Linked DNA regions of Homo sapiens: region 1 is linked to region 2. Evidence: chromatin loops called from intact Hi-C (ENCODE). Cell type or tissue: sigmoid colon. All regions are shown on one strand. Links, peaks and the distances in the headings refer to the core of each region. The heading gives the core; the rest is flanking DNA.

The links. Hi-C counts contacts between places; a loop is a spot of excess contacts. Peaks named below come from ENCODE experiments on the same cell type or tissue, not always from the same donor. Only the 100,000 strongest peaks of a DNase experiment are listed, where the experiment ranks them.
Region 1: a loop joins it to region 2, with 1.8 times the contacts of the local background. A loop is called at or near these places in 3 of 110 quality-filtered maps.

What each region holds. Positions count from the first base shown.
Region 1 is chr6:109,251,155-109,259,490 of GRCh38, reverse strand. It overlaps the pseudogene CCDC162P. Among named protein-coding and RNA genes, the nearest start is that of CD164, 130 kb to the left of the region's middle. RefSeq lists an enhancer at 7,766-8,336. In sigmoid colon, for the core only: no CTCF peak of the experiment used is centred there; no DNase peak of the experiment used is centred there; H3K27ac peaks cover 887 bases.
Region 2 is chr6:109,296,892-109,305,227 of GRCh38, reverse strand. It overlaps the pseudogene CCDC162P. Among named protein-coding and RNA genes, the nearest start is that of CD164, 81 kb to the left of the region's middle. RefSeq lists cis regulatory regions at 552, 545-568, an enhancer at 504-648 and a silencer at 798-988. In sigmoid colon, for the core only: no CTCF peak of the experiment used is centred there; a DNase peak (open chromatin) is centred at 4,787; H3K27ac peaks cover 611 bases.

The DNA.
Region 1 (8,336 bases), core at 30-8,029, 46 kb after region 2:
CTGTGATTGTGCCACTGCACTACATCCTGGGCAAGAGAGTGAGACCCTGTCTCAAAAAAAAAAAAAAAAAAAAAAAAAAAAAGGTGGTGGGGGAATGAATGGGGAAACATTTGTAGAAAATTATAGACAAAAAGAAGGTTAAAGTTCTTATTTAAGAGAAGCTCATGTAAGTAGATAGGACTAATGTTAGGATTCCAACAGATAAATAAATGAAGGGAAAGAACAAAATTCACAAAAAATATAATTAGCAACAAAACATTTGAAAGACTATTTAAGTTCAATAAATAGCAAGAAAATGCAAATTAACAGCATAATACCACTTTTTATGTATATGTGTATATTCGCACATACATCATATACTTTTGCCTAATACTACACAGTATAGCAGAACTGGTACTCAGAATATATAAGTGCCATTATAAATTGGCACAACTCTTTGGAAAGCAATCTGCCAATATGTATCCAAATATTTAAATTTTATTTTAGTAATTCTGCTTCCAAGAACCTATCAAAAGGAATCAATTCAAAATATGGAAAAATCTTTAAGTAAAAAGATATATCTTATAGCATTTTTCATAAACGAAGAATTGGAAACCACTTGAATGTCCATCAATAGAGAAATGATTAGAGAAGTTTTTATTCATCAGATATGGGAATTATGTGGTCATAAAGGTAAGTCTAAAGACTAGTTAGTGTTATGGAAAAATATGTAGTATAATGTTAACTGAGAAGAGGAGGAAATAACAATGGACAAAAACTATGGTTATAGCTGTGAACAACACACATATTAACAATACTTAAATTCAGAAAAATAATGATATGAATGCATTTGATTGGTGATGTTTAAATTCAATTTTGTTCTTTCTGCTTTTACTAGAATTCTCTGTGATTTTATATTATTTTGATCACTGTAAAATAAAATCAATTTTTACTTTAGGCAGGAGGGGATAGGAGGCCAAGGCAGACCTATAGAGCAGACAGTTTTGGCAGTGGGGGGCCCATGAAAGTTTCTTTGTCACACAGCAAGAACGCACACAGAATGAGGTCAAATTGGAAACCCAGGGGTAAACTTGACAGCCTTAACAGAAAAAGAAAATCATTAAAATCCAACTACAAACACCATATAAATCATTAACCCACAATTTTAACCATGGAGCAGTAGAGCTGAAAGGGGCTTCAGAGATCATCGAGCTCACCTCCACCTACCTCCCCTACCAAGTACACAAACATAGTTTTACAAAAAAAGGAAAGTGAGGTCAGAGAGGCTAAGATATATGCTCAGAGTCACACAGCAAGTTAATGGCAGGACTGAACTTGAATTCAGATCCCTGACTCCTTACTCAGTGCTTTCTGTCTTCTACCAGATCTTGACAAAAAGAACACATTTAGGAAGTGTCTTAGTGGAAAGAAAATATATCATTTTTAATTAAAATGTATTTGTTAAAATATAAATAATAAACCAGAAAACATTTCCCACATACCCATGTATATCACCTTTTAAATTTTAATTGTAGCAGTATGTTTATAAATGAGAAACTTTGACCCAATCCCCCAAAAAATGACATAAAAATGTTGACAAGGCCTATGACTGAGCTCTGTCTCTAGCCAAATAATGGGGGAATAGAGCCAAACAGAAAAACAAAGCTAAATAGTAACACCTGGAAAAAAACATTCTCCTTGCCAAGGACCCAACTACCCCCTTCAAAAAGAACTTACATCTTTCTGGAGCTGTGTACTGTACCAGGCCTCAGGCGTGGCTGGGGTGAGCCACAGGTCCAGGGCCAGCTGCAGGACATGTCGCTCCAGGGAGGCAAGGCCACTGGCTGATGTGGGTCTGCAGGCATGGCAGGCCTCTTGGAAGAGATGCTCTAGGGCTTTGGGGATAAGTGCTGCCAGGCTGAGGGAAGGGTGGAACTCCAGCAGATAAACATTTTTTGAAGCTGGGCTTGAAGAAAAGAACAACAAATGACAATTTTACACAACAAACTTAATCTGTTTCCGAAGATATTTGAATTTTATATTTTTAAAGACCAATAAAACAGCTTCTATATGTCCAGTGCATTATGAAAAACTGAGAGCTCAGAGGGACCTCAGAGTATGAGAACCAACAGGGTTGCATGACATGTTCTTTGTTTAATGTGAACCTTTCAAAACGGAAAGACACAGATGTATATTCTAGAAGCTCAATAAGAATAAGACTATACAGGCCGGGCACAGTGGCTCACACTTGTAATCCCAGCACTTTGGGAGGCCGGGCGGGCGGATTACGAGGTCAGGAGATCGAGACCATCCTGGCTAACACGGTGAAACCCCGTCTCTACTAAAAATACAAAAAAAATTAGCCAGGCGTGGTGGCGGGCGCCTATAGTCCCAGCTACGCAGGGGGCTGAGGCAGGAGAATGGCGTGAACCGGGAGGCGGAGCCTGCAGTGAGCCGAGATTGCGCCACTGCACTCCAGCCTGGGTGACAGAGAGAGACTCCGTCTCAAAAAAAAAAAAAAAAAGACTATACAGCAAAACTGTCAATAATCAATATTTACTCAAATATATAACAAAATAGCTCAAAAGTGACTACATAAAAAACAAATAATTTCCATGGTTATTAGTTTCTATTTTTCATCTGAATCTTTATCTCTGCTCTCCTAGAATGTTAATGGACAAAGACAATTTTTAAATGCTGTATGTAACTGCTGGAATCATTCAAATTGACTGTAAGGGTGTTATATTTCATAAATGGATGAGGCCAGAAGCAAAAAAAAAAAACTCATCTGTGGGTTATTTCTTTAGATATAAAGGGTTCAGCACAAGTCGAGGGTCCTTCTATACCTACACAGAACTGAAGAACATTGTAACTCCCTTTACATTGATGCAAATGGTATCTTTCTTAGTCCCGAATCTTTAAAAAAAAAAACAAAAAACAAAAAACAGCCTAAAGTCTGGAAAGGAATCTCACCAAGCAAATAATACTTGCTTTTGAGACTATTCTGGCAGGTTTTAGTATCCATATAACCCTAGCCTGTTCTGCCAAAAACCATTTCCTGAACAGTAAATGTTTGCCATAGCAAGCTGCACACACACAGCTGGTGTCTCAAGTTTATTACAGAGAAGAAATCAGTCCTGTGGAAGGTCTATGGGGAAAATGCAGAGTTTTGAGCCCGGGGCTCTTTCTCAAAAAATGAGAATCTCCCCTATTTGGTCCCGTGATGCCCTGCCTGCTCCCAAGATAATACCATAACCCATTATGGCAATTTCTTACACAAAGTCTGCCTTTACTGTTGGACTGTATACCTCACAGGAACATAGAACCATGCCTGTGTTGTTCATATCTGTGTGCTAAACAAATATCTGTTGGTTGTTGAAAGGAAGTATGTAATTTCTCCACCCATTTGGAGGCAATTGAGAGATTATGATCTAGAGCCACGCAGATCAACCTGGGGCTTGTCACCTGCTTCCCACTTTCCTCTACCCTCAAAGGTTAAAAGGGAATGAGGTAGATGGTTATGCTGCCTATCTAGGGGGTGACAAAGTGTGTACCCTCTCTGAGTGGTCACAGGAAATTTAACTCTGTTCCTTAAATTTAACTCTGCTGTGACCCTCCAAGGCAAATCTGCAGAAACCTCTTTAGTACACTTAAATTCCTTTTTAAGAAGCTTTTAAGCACATCCAAGTTTTATATGTGTAGGCTCGTGTGGTGCATCTGGTTAAATCCTGACAGCATCTCAAGAGTAACTGCTTTTTCCCCAGGCCTTTTCAAGAGAATAATGATTCTGTACCCAGTGGCATATGCTTAAATTCTAGCCTCCTATTCTTTATTATTCACAAAACAAACAGATATTCAATATACAAGGGAATCCCTCCTTCGTGGCCTTTGTACCTACTTCTTTCATCTCCCCCAAGCACTTGAGAAGTGCTTTATAGAGTAGTACTGAGATTTAACACTCTACCCTTAATTAATCTAGAAGATCACATGTAAAATGTCTAAAGACAACATCAACTTACCAGCTATTGTTGATGGAAATAAGTTGTTTGCAAACTATATTAAGGGGAAGTCCAAATGTATTGCTATTGTCCAGATGATCCTCTCGCCAAAGCCTCTGGACATACTCCCGCTGACGTTCTATCTAAAAATGTAGCATAAATATTAAAATTAGAAAAGTTAAACTTTCCCACGGCCATGAGTTATAAGCCTTGACATGAGAAGGATTTTGTCCCTTTGTGTCTCTTCATCATTTGACTAATTTTCACCCCGACATTGTTTTGAAGACTCTTTTGCAATGGGCTGGTTTCTCAGTCTGAGCCAGACAGCCAAGGGAAGCAAAGGCAACTGACTTCAGACAATTTTAAGAAGCAAAAGAGAAATCTTTCTGTTAAATAGTTGACTACATGGAAAAAATTTCAACCAGGTGGCAATAATCCTTTGTCTCTTGTTTGCTTCAAGCCATTAGCGTTTCCCTAGAGGACATACAATATGATGGTTTCTTTCAGTGTCCCAAAAATAATCACACTTTTTAAAAAATAAACACAATTTTATACATTAATGTCAAAAAGATATATCATTAGTTCTCCTTTCACTACAAATAAACTTCGCGATCTAATGAAAACTAAGGTCATCAATTCCTTGTGGACTATTAACTCTAATTAGGGGCGGAAATCTCTCTTTAAGACCATAGTTATACTGGGATTTCAACAATGCAAATGAGCTTACAAATAAGTCTGCTGTACATGCTGGCCTAGAAAACACAGATTCCAGATCTGCAATGGAAGGAAAACACTATTTTCATTTCTGGCCTGTGTTTTCCATCCTCTTCTCACATGCAGTCTTTTAAAACCCAACTACACTCACCTGCTGGTTGAGGATGCCCCTCACTAACTGCAGGTGAAGCCTCAGGCAGGTGCATTCCTCTTGGTAGGCCTTAATGAAATAGGGGTGGCTGAGATCAAACCTCGGGCGTCGGTGCACGATGTCCGTCATCACTTGTGCTAAGGTAAACCTCTCCTCAGGGTCCAACGTGTGCTGGTAGGCTTCAAAGTAACTGTCAAGAAGCTGCAAATAAGGTTGGTAGTCAGGGATCAGCAGAGGCAGCCTTGGGGCCCAGCAGAGCGACGGGAGGCCCCATCGTACTGTGGGCAGATGCAGTACCAATACAATGCAGTGCAGCTAGTAAACCTACAGACAGAGTTAGAGAGGGAAAGGGAAAGAACACATGCTTTGGAGCCAGACCTAGACTTGAGTTTGAGTTCCTGCTTCCATCCCCTCTTCCTCTGGTCTCCACAAATAAAAAGGGGTTATGTAATTATCATATATAATAATTATTAGCTCCAATGAGACAACACATTAAGACACTTAAATGTATTTATCTCCAACACCTTTCTCCAAGGACTCATTCTCCTTCTTCCATTTTATTCCATCACCAAAGCTAGGTAGGTGGTCGCCTGACTTCTACAGTCTCAGCCCCGCTTTTGACTCCTCCTCTTTAATAGTTTGTTCATACTTCACCTACACAAAAATGATACAGGTGGTAGAATGGAAGGCTGAGGGTAAATGTGCTTCCTATATACAAAGTGATTTATCCCAGACTCAACTCCTCTAGGTTGGGCCTTATAAACAGAACTCTCCAAGACATCAAGTGTCCAAAACCCCAGTGGAGCATCTGTTTTAGTGGAGTTCACAAGTCTTTTCTAAAAACCCAGAAAAGCTTCCAGACACTAACTGCTGAAGAGGGTTCTTAGTGTGGGAATTCAGAAAGAGATGCCTGTTGATTTTGCTTTTACATTTGTCTGTGAGCTTAAGGAATTCCTGTTCTGTGTGTAAATTCTATTTGTGTGTGATTAATCATGATGCTAATCAGAAAATGCTCTTCAGAGATCACTGGGTTGGAATTCCCAATTGGGACCCTAGGGCAAGATAAGTAGCTCTGATGTGTACAGTACATAATAAATCCCTTCTCCTGTTAATCTGTCTTTTGTCAGTTTCATTTTCAGGGCCCAGGCACTCAATCTAAGAAGGCAGAGGAAAAAGTTTTTCCTCCTCTACACAAAAGAGTTGAACCCTTGAGAATGAATAGCACACTAGGAATCAAATACTGCTTTATTAAGAGATACTTTATTATGGAGACCCAATGCTAAGGCTCAAGGAGGAAGAGCCTGAAGCACTTTATTCAGCACCTGGTTTTGTAGGCTATCCTTTGGGTATAAGGGACCTTGGATCAACCTTAGTATGAAAAGGGAAACACCAAAGGAAACTAAAAGCTCAGGTCACAGAGATGCTTCACAAGTCAGAAACTCACACATCAAGAGTGCAAAGTGAGGGAAGGTGGAGACCATCCTTGCCTTTAAATGAGCCCTAGGGAAAATGAGGCCAGCTGAGTGATCTTGGTTACCTTGTTCCATCCACCAACCTCTGCTCTATAATAACGCTCAATTATTACATAGCAGAAGACAACACAGAAATGAAGGAAGAATGACTGGATGGGGGTAAGAAGGGTGTCCCTCAGTAGCCCCAGGTGAAGATTAGGAAAGAAACAATTACTTCCCTAACCATTCTGGACTCACTTGAACCTTTTTTAGCTGGGCCAGGGCAATCCCAGAAGCTGATTTATCGTATTTATACTTCCTTGACCTGTTTTTGCACAAAGAGTCCAATTGTTTGGTTATTTAGCAGGAGGAGTTTGTGGGGAGTTGGGGGTGGAGGAAAGGTTCTGGGTGGTGATTCCAACCTGATGATACCAGATTGTAGAGGCCCATGCTAAATTGCCATTTTATTGTTATTGATAGGGCTGTCAGATTTAGCAAGTAAAAATATAGAACATTTAGTCAAATTTGAATTTCAAAAAAAAAATACTTTTTTAGTATAAGTATGTCCCAAATATTGCACTATTTTATCTGGTAAACCTAACTGTGGGGAAAGAAACTGTGGCTCTCTTTTTAAATTGATGAAGCTTCTTCAAGCTTTGTGCTCAACCTCGAGAGGCTCTCAGACCGTTGCATAATTTTATTATGAATTCTTTCCCAACAGGGATGGGGCCAAGATCTTTCTGCCTCATGGGTTCTATTTATTATCTGTTTGCTAACTGGCCCATTTCCATTTCAACTCTGGGCTGGTATTTGTTTAAGAAGTCTTCCCAGTCTGTCAAATGTCACCTGTGTGTGTCAAGGGCCAACTCTCAGGCAAGAAAATATGTGATGCATGCTGATGGTAAGCACAAAATATTGGAGAAAATGGGAAAATAGACAAAATAAATAATCTCAAACCTTACTGTGTTTATATTCTTTTTACTTCAAATTTTTTATTTCTGGGATTTAAAAAACTTCTAAAATAGTATTTTAGGTCAAATGAAAGTGCAAAACAGAAAATCTTTGCTAGACCCAACTTAGCACAGGAAATTTTCTTTTTGGCTTTTCTAAGGAATGATCTTTTTATCCAGTACATGTGTCCTTCAGTAGCTGTAGAAAGACTTAGCAGATGGTACAGTGTCACTTTGGAGCTGGTACAGCTGATAACTGACTTTTCTAAGAATCCCTTGATCTACCTAAGTTTCTACCAGCTCTAATTTTATGAGCCTTCATACATAATATGGTTATTTTAAGGATTTAAAAGAACCCAATATGTTCAAGCAATTCTTAACCCTAGTGATACCAATATATTTAACAATCAAAAACAGCTGAGGAAACTTGGCTGTAGAAATAGTACCAGGGCAAATCAACTACTTTAGATAGAAATCTGGCTTATCCATTAAAAATAGGCTCTTTTGACAAAATTTCTGACTTGGCCATATTTTACACTTTTCGCACTGATAGCTCAGTTTCTACAGGGAATTTATTCTCAGGATAGAAATGAGGGAGATATTTTCACCAAATGTTTTTAAGTCAAAATAGTTTCATTTACCATAGAAGGAACTAGTGGACAATCCCGACACCTTACCACAGAATGAATCCTAAGATGAAGTGTGGAGAAATTGGTTCGTTTTTCAGTCTTCTCTGCCTTCCTCCTCTTCTATTGCCATTGAGTCCTGCCGGGCGCCTCCAAAGGAGGCCCAGAGGCATTGAAAGGGAAGGTAGGGAGAGAGAGTACAGAAAGTGGGGGTGCTGTTTAAAATTCATGCCTAGGCCGGGCATGATGGCTCACGCCTGTAATCCCAGCACTTTGGGAGGCTGAGGCGGGTGGATCACGAGGTCAGGACATTGAGACCATCCTGGCTAACATGGTGAAATCTTGTCTCTACTAAAAAATAAAAAAAAAGGGAAGAGGAGCCAAGATGGCCGAATAGGAACAGCTCCGGTCTACAGCTCCCAGCGTGAGCGACGCAGAAGACGGGTGATTTCTGCATTTCCATCTGA
Region 2 (8,336 bases), core at 33-8,032:
CCACAAACCCTGAAGACTGGAGCATGAAATTTATACCATAAGTCAGAGAGAAGGAAGTATGTATGATAGATTAGAATGATTTTTCTTGCCTAAAAGGAAATAACAGTTAAACAAGGAAAGACTATTTCTAGAGCTTAGTTCTAGTGGATGCCTAAGGAAAGATGCTGGATAAGTTGGAGGAGGGTATCCCAGAGCAGAAGGTACCTTTTGCTTGGATTCTCTGTGAGGTGGCCTCCCAGGAAGACTGGCAGCCCCTCAAAGTGGGGAGAAAGACCTCCACATGTGGGTACCCAGAGGGGTGCTGAACAGCAGGCTAACCAGAAGAGGCCAGCTCACCCACAGCAGAGATAAGGGAAGTGGCTGTGTCTTCCCAACTGCCAGGAAGATTTGAAAGCACTGCCACAAACTTAGATCACCTCTGAGAGGATGGAAGAACAAGAAGAGTGTCATGTGAGCCCTAAACTTAAGGTCCAAAATTTGTGCTGCCTTGACTTCTGGCAAAATCGGGAGGCCTCAAATAGCTTAGCCACAAAGTTCCCCACTCCCCACTCCGCTCCCACAGATAAGGTCTCCAGGTTTAACGACCTTCCTTATCAAAGGAACCAGGTGCAATTCCTGCTTATCCCTGAGTAGTAGTTTCAGTTCCCTGCCAGACCACAGCATTATTCAAATCAATCACCCCTTCCTGTGTGAAGCACAGAACATCACACTCTCCTGATATTACAAAACCTGCCTCCCACAGCCCTTGCTTGTTCACTCTGTTCCCAAGTGGCCCTGTGTAGGGGGGCAGTGTCCTCTTCCTCTGGATTGTGTCTGTGACTAATAAATTACCATTCACCCCATCTGTCCAGGGTCAGGTGTTGTGTGTTCAGCCATCCCCATGACCCTAAGGCAGAACCCTTCCCTCTCCAGCAAGTGAAGAGGAGGTGATTAAAACAAAGGGGAAGAGGGAGAATCTTGAATTAACTGATTTTAAATCGCAAACGGATCACTTTTAAACTCCAAGTGTGAGTCAGTGATGTGGCATTGGAAAGTTTAATCTTCTTGCCATCAGTAAAAGCTATTTTGAACCTCAGGGAACTCACAGGGCACATGCTAGAGTTTTCCTCCAGGTAACAACATAATGAAACCTGGAAAGTGGCCCGGAGGAGGACAGGCAAAAGCTCTTTGCTTATCAGATACCAAAAACGAGGGCCGTGGCCATGAGTTCAGCACTGCTCATGTGAGGGCCCAGGCTCCTTTGTGTCTCCCAGGAATCCCCAGACAACCCAAAGCACACTTTATTTTTAATTTTTATTTCTTTTTGTGTTTAGAGACAGGATCTCTGATGCCCAGGCTGGAGTGCAGCAGCACAACCATAGCTCACAACAGTCTCAAACTCCTGGGCTCAAGGGATCCTCCCACATAGGCCTCCCAAAGTGCTGGGATGAAAGGAGTGAGCCACCACACCCAGCTGTCAAAGCACACATAAATATCTGCATGTTTAGAGAGAGCTGAGTAAGTGAGCATGAAAATAAAAACACATTCAAAAATGAAGAGAAGGCTGGGTGCAGTGGCTCACACCTATACCCAGCACTCGGATCACTTGAGGTCAGGAGTTCGAGACTAGCCTGGCCAACATGGTGAAACCCCATCTCTACGAAAAATACAAAAATTAGCCGGGTGTGGTTGCACACAACTGTAATCCCAGCAACTCGGGAGGCTGAGGCACGAGAGTCACTTAAACCTGGGAGGCAGAGGTGGCAGTGAGCTGAGGTCATGCCACTGCACTCTAGCCTGGGAGACAGAGTGAGACTCTGTCTCAAAAACAAAAACAAAAATGAAGAGAAAAGCAACAAACATTCAAGGAATGAGAGGCTCGTGTTGTTTTCTTTAGAAATTCCTTGATGTACTCCTAAAGCAGGCTTGCTGCAGGAAGGATTATATTATCAGGATATCTCTTCAGCTTTCTCCTTTTTACCCTAATCACCCTGAACATCAACAATACATTCAGACTAAAGGCATGTTTCATGCTATATATTTTATACCGTGCTATAGAGTAACTTTGAGGGACTTCTTTCTTTCCTTCTACCCCTAAAGTGCAAACGAATTGTATTCTTTAAATCAGGGGATAAAAAACTAAACTTTTTTTTTTTTGAGATGGAGTTTCGCTCTTTAGCCCAGGCTGGAGTGCAGTGGCGAGATCTCAGCTCACCCGCCTCCCGGGTTCACACCATTCTCCTGCCTCAGCCTCCCGAGTAGCTGGGACTACAGGTGCCCGTCACCATGCCCGGCTAATTTTTTTTTTTTTTTTTTTGTATTTTTAGTAGAGACGGGGTTTCACTGTGTTAGCCAGGATGGTCTTGATCTCCTGACCTTGTGATCCACCCACCTCGGCCTCCCAAAGTGCTGGGATTACAGGCTTGAGCCACCGCGCCCAGCCTAAACTTTTTCTTAAAGGACCAGATGGTAAATATTTTCATCTTTGCAGACCCTACGGACTCTGTGGCAACTATTCAGCTCCGTGGTTGTAGTGTGAAAGCGGTGACAATCCGTAAGTGAATGGGCATGACTGTGTTCCAACAATGTTTCATTTACGGACATGAAAATATGAACTCCATAGCATTTTCATGGGTCACAAAATACTATTCTTTTACACATTTTTTTCAACCATTTAAAGATGGGAAGGCCATCCTTAGCCCACAGACCATACAAAAATCGGCAGAGACCTCCAGCAGTAGTTTGCCAACTCCTTACTTAAATAGATGAGATTGGATAGAACTGCTTTGTCACCCAAGCATTTACCTTCAATGCAAATGACTAATTCACCTGGCACTAAAGATAACTCAATCCTCGGGCATTTCTTGAATTGGCTAATCAATAACTCCTGCAGGTTGGTGGACATGTCCAGAGATGAATGCTGGGCCCTGGTCAGTGTGATCCAACCCTTCGGATGACAGCTATCAATTTCCATCAGCCCTTTGGCTAGTAGAGGGGGGTTGAGACGGGCAGAGTGAAATGTTTTGTGCCTAGAAACATGCACATAGCCAGTACCCAAGATGATCTATGCCACAGAGAAGCAGGAGCCAAATTTTCAGCGACTTTACAGGGCTACTGTCCTGTCACCCCTGAGCAACATCCTTCCTCCCCCTATACCCCACCCTCATCTGTGAAGCATGCCGCCCTTATTCCAGGTAAGAGTTCAGTTTTTCCTTTGCAAATTCTGGAGAAGCCTTCAGCTTACATGGGCAGAAAATTCCTGGGGTAAACAGTCAGGTTTGCTCAGTCTTGGTGAGCTCCAGGAAGGGTCAGGGAACTGTCCCAAGCTTCCTATCTCTTTCCATTCTCTGAGGACTTCCCTTGTTTACAGGTTCAGCACTAAGTAAAACAATCAAGAGGGATGACATTTATCTTTTAGCTTCTCTTTTTCTCCTGCCTCTTGCCTTTTCTTCAGCATCCTCTTCTCTGTCCATGCTGCTGCTTGGTCTCCATCATAGATCTCGGGTTTTGGAGTCAAACACACCTAGGTTCTAATTCTAGTCTGCCACTTACTAGCTGTATAATTCCAAACACACACAATCTGAACAGCTCTGAAGAAAAAAGGCTGGGGAAATGTAACCAGTGGAGGACACAGTGGGGTGAACCATCTGGGTGATTCTCTCCAGAGGGTCACAGAAAAGTACATAAAACCAGAAATAGGACACAATGCCCTCCATTTCTGTAGACCGAGTGTGAGGACAAAGAAAGCCCTGGCAAAGCAATTCCAGGGGATTTCCTGGAAGCAGAGTGGTTCCCCTGGGAGAGCAGTACCAAACAGAATCCTTCATAGCTAAAATCCAAAAAGGACTTTTCTTCACCAGTATGTAAAATCCTTGCAAATTCTGACCTTGGGCTTTCAGAGCCCAGAGGACTAACAAATGGCCATCCTGATAATTGTCTGAGGCTTTACATCTTACCTGCTTGACTAAGCTACAGCTCAGGAAGCTATTTGTCAATATAAAGACAACAAATTAGCCTGATTTTTGTCCTGCTGAATTTACATTCTAAATCCAAGAGTCCTCTGATGTCAGAGTAAAGAAGATTGAGAGTAGAAAAAGAACAAGACAGTTCAGTGCAACCCCCACCTTGTCATTCTCCATGGATGCCCACAAGTGCAGTGGAAAGCAGCTGCAACCTACAGGTAAGAGCACAGACAGCCCTCTGAGGCCCTCTCAGTGGCTAAATACTCACACCGGGAGCTAACCCAAAAAAGTTAATTTTGACAATTAAAAAATAAGCAGAGACCTTTAGGGCTAACCCTCCTTCCCTCTCATACAAAACTTATTTATACTGGAAACATTATGAAACTTAATCCAAGCTAATTTTCCCATCAGCATCATGATTAATTAACCAATTGAAACATTCCTTTTGTATGTGGAGTACTTAACACAATAGTACCTACAAGGCTAGAGGTAGATGGATTTATTTATAAATTTAACGCTGGTAGCCAATTCCATTAGCTTGAGAGGGGCAGTAAAAATTCTGTCTCTTTGAAAGGTAAACAAATGTTGAAAAAAAAAAACCTAATCATCTTTAGAAGTACAAAAATGTTATTCCCAGTAGAACCCCCTGTACACTGAAAGCAGCAATCATTATATGAACTGTTCTGAAATTACATTTGCTAAAATCAAGAGTGTTATTAGCCAACAAGAACATATTCTCACAGACAGGCTTTGCGGCAGGTCATGTTTGGTAGCCATGGCGTTCTGGATCTGCTTGTGCCCATGACTATTTTAAGCTCATTATCTAACCTTGCCAAGAGTGGCCTCCCTATATGGTCACTCAGCAAACACCTCCGCTGCAGAATTTACTAGAACAGGATTAGTGCTCCAGCCCTTACCGGATGAGATGCCTTACTGCAGCGTCAAACTGCAAAAATATAACCTCCCTCCGGAGGAGGAGTGCCTGGGCCACCCGGATAGGGTCTTGGGGGCTCTGGAGGCTGTCAATCATGTTCTGCAGCTCTTGAAGCTCAGACCCTAGAAGATGGACAACATTTTAGTCTGACAGTGTGAAATATAGGCTACTATAGCTAAACCAGTAAACCAACATTTTGTCCCATACTTGTCACCTAATCAGACTTCCCTTGTTTTGTTTGTGGGTATACTAATTATATGTTTTGCAAGACCAGCAAAGCCTTATGCTGTAGAATCAAAGGTCTGATTTATGTCTCCTTCCTTCCTCAGGAAGATAAAAATTTGCTTGGCTTTTCAGTACAATAAGAGCAGGCCATGGAAAGAAAGTTTTAAAATTTATAAGGCCATGGTCTTGAAATAGAACAAAAAGGAGAAGTGACAGGAATAGGAAAGTCTAGTCCTTAGTATATCTGTTAGGCACTTGAAACCATCAAAGATTATGAATCAGCACTCATCTCTCATTGCCATGCTATATCCAAATCAGCACTCCCTGTCACTGGCTCATGGATTAAAGAAGACTCAAGACCATCCAAAGCAAGTAAAAAACACATGTGCATATGTGTATATATAAAGATATGCACACATATGTATACATACACATGCATATACATATGCATACATATCCCTCTAGGAGATTCTAGTCATTTTAGGAGTAAATGTGAGGGATCCATATTTGCCTTATTTCTTAGACCCTTACTGCAAGAGTAGGCTACATATACATAGATTTGTATTCATTTTGGGTAAAAATCTAACTTAGGGGCCTGTGGGTCACTCAGTGCTGGGATGTGGAACCCAGCCTGAGTCTGGATGACCATCCTAGCATCTAAGTATGTATATCCTAGTTACTGGCATAGAGAAGGAGCTAGTCAGAACAGGATAGCACAGTGGAAAGTGATGAGCCCTTGGGGAACATGGCTGGGCTCACACTTACAGGGCTACCAGAATGTCAGCTGGTCTGAAATATCCCTGTGAACATAGTGATCGTTTTCTACCCTGAGAGGACATCCCTGTTATTAGGATTGTGAAAACTGATCACAATGCCTCGACGTGCAGTCCAAGGCAGGAGTGAGACAGGAAGCCCACAGGGCATTTCTGGAGATGCTCTATCTTGACAGCTGGTCCACATGCAAGCAGCCTTCTTTCCTCCCTAGCCAAGTACTGGGCTCCAGCATCTACCGACTAAGAAAGCAGAAAGCAGAGAGTTGTGGGAGGGGGAAGCTGTCCATGAGAGCCTGATCAGGCAGATCCAGGGCTGAGAACGGTTGCTAACATGTATAACATGTGCTCTTGGCTTTAAGAACAGATGAGCAGATCAGATTTCATATCCATTTGCTGTTTTATACAATAAAAAATGTGTTTTATTTTTGTTTCCAGCCCCAAATAATAGAGTCCAATCAGCAAACTCTTTTATGACTCCTCTAAATCTGATAGTTCTATTGGACTGAAGAGTTCACCAGAAAAAGAGTCATATTAGAGTGAATTGTGCAAGAACTTTTGTGGTGGTGGGAAGGAGGAGAGGTGGTCAGGGAGCCTCATTTGTTCAAGGCCTAGTGTGTTCGGTCTAAAAGTAATATACTCTATCAGGCTATGCAGTAACCAGGGGAAATTTTTCTAATCCTCTGCAACGACAATGAAAAAAGGAGAATATAAAATTACACATACCTTATGGTTAAAGCTGGGTAAAATGTAAATATGGAATATATTTGGGCATGGGCTAGAAGGGAGTAAAGATAAATAAAATTATTTCACTTGTTAGAGTGGCTGGCTTACAGGTGATTTTTTTTTCTGTCATTTCCATCATTTATATACTACTGGCAGGTGATCGCTTCCCAGCAAAATTGTTGTATGTTGATATGTAGTATTATCATTAAAATACAGATGTGGAGGCAGGACTGCCTTTCCTTTGTTATTTTACTGATCTTTAAATCCTCATTCTGACTTTCCTTCCTTTGTGGAGTCAAGAGGCTTGGTGGGAGGGGAGGTGGCAGGACAAGCAGCCTGGCGGTGGGGACAGGGCAGAGGGTTGTTGCAGGCAGCGATGGTGGTGAGGCTAGGGTGAACCCTGTGCCAGGAAACATTGGGAAAGGAGCCTTTGCTCATGTCTTTCCCAAGAGGGTCCTGTTTGGGAAGTCAGAGAAGACAGACAGCCAGGCAGCCAGAGAGAGAGGGAGAGAGAGAGGAGTCACAGTGGCCCTGTCTCTGCATGAAGACTCAGAGCTCGTACACTTCATTCCTCGTTTGTCTAGAGAGTTCCTGAAACCCTAAGTTCAGTGTGAAGTATTTGGGCTTTAATTGGCCTCCTTATCCTTTGCAAAGGAAGTCACAGTGTAAACGTCCACATTCTGATTACATCCTCTGCTTCACGTGGACTTCAAAGGGAGTTACTGGCTTTCAGGGAAGGAGAGAATTGGCTGTATCCACAGAGCTGGTCCACAGTGTCTAAGAGCTGTTTTCGTCAGTCAAGGGGAGGACCAAAAGCTGAAATCTTGAGTTTCCCTCAAGATTTGTTTTAAAAATACTTTAAAGCATACAAATCCACAAAAGTAATTTGAACTAACTAAAAATTAGAACTAACAATTTAGAACGAACTCTAAATTGTTCTGAGATGGCTTAAAGAAACAGACTCTCATTTCATCTTTTCCCTTAGTTCTTCTTGCCTCCTCTGGGAAACAGGCCAGGAACTAAGCAGCCTAGTCTTTTTAAAAAGATTATCTTGGAGGGGATATATATTTTTTTAAGTTTGCTCTTTATTTTGAGCAAAGCAGAGCATGCAAAACTGTACATTTTCCCTGGAGCACAAATGTGTAACATGACAATGTGGGCCTCTCTGCATGCTTCAGAAAGCCTGGGCCCCACATATCTCAATGGTTTCTGGGTTCACAATGCAGAAATGGCAAGAAAACAATTCCCTTCTTCCTGAATTCTAGGTCCTCAACTTGGCCTCATTTCCCATTGTTCCTCAGAGCCATACTCATGGTTCGTTCACAGGTAGGTTCACTACTCTGGACTGGCCACGTGCAGTTCTGCCTGCTGCTTTCGCCAGTGTCCTTTTCTTATGTTGCTAGGACTGTCCCTCCTATTTTCTACACTGATCCAAGTCCACTCCTGTCCAGTCTGGGAAGCACCCCAGATCACCTCCCTGCAGATTTTGCCTGGGGGCGCCCTTTACTCCCAGCTGCTGTAGGACTTCCTAAGTAGTGACTTCACCAGGAAACATGGCTCTGGCTCTCTCGGTTCTATCTCATCTCCATGTAACACCTGCCTCCCCATCTCAACGGCAGGCAGGACATTTCTCTTGGCCACACTCCTTCTTCCTGTGCGTTAGCTAAAGCTCAGCCCCCACACCCTCCTGACATCCAACAGCTCTCCGAAGAGTGTCTTAGCTTATTTTCTGAGTAAGCC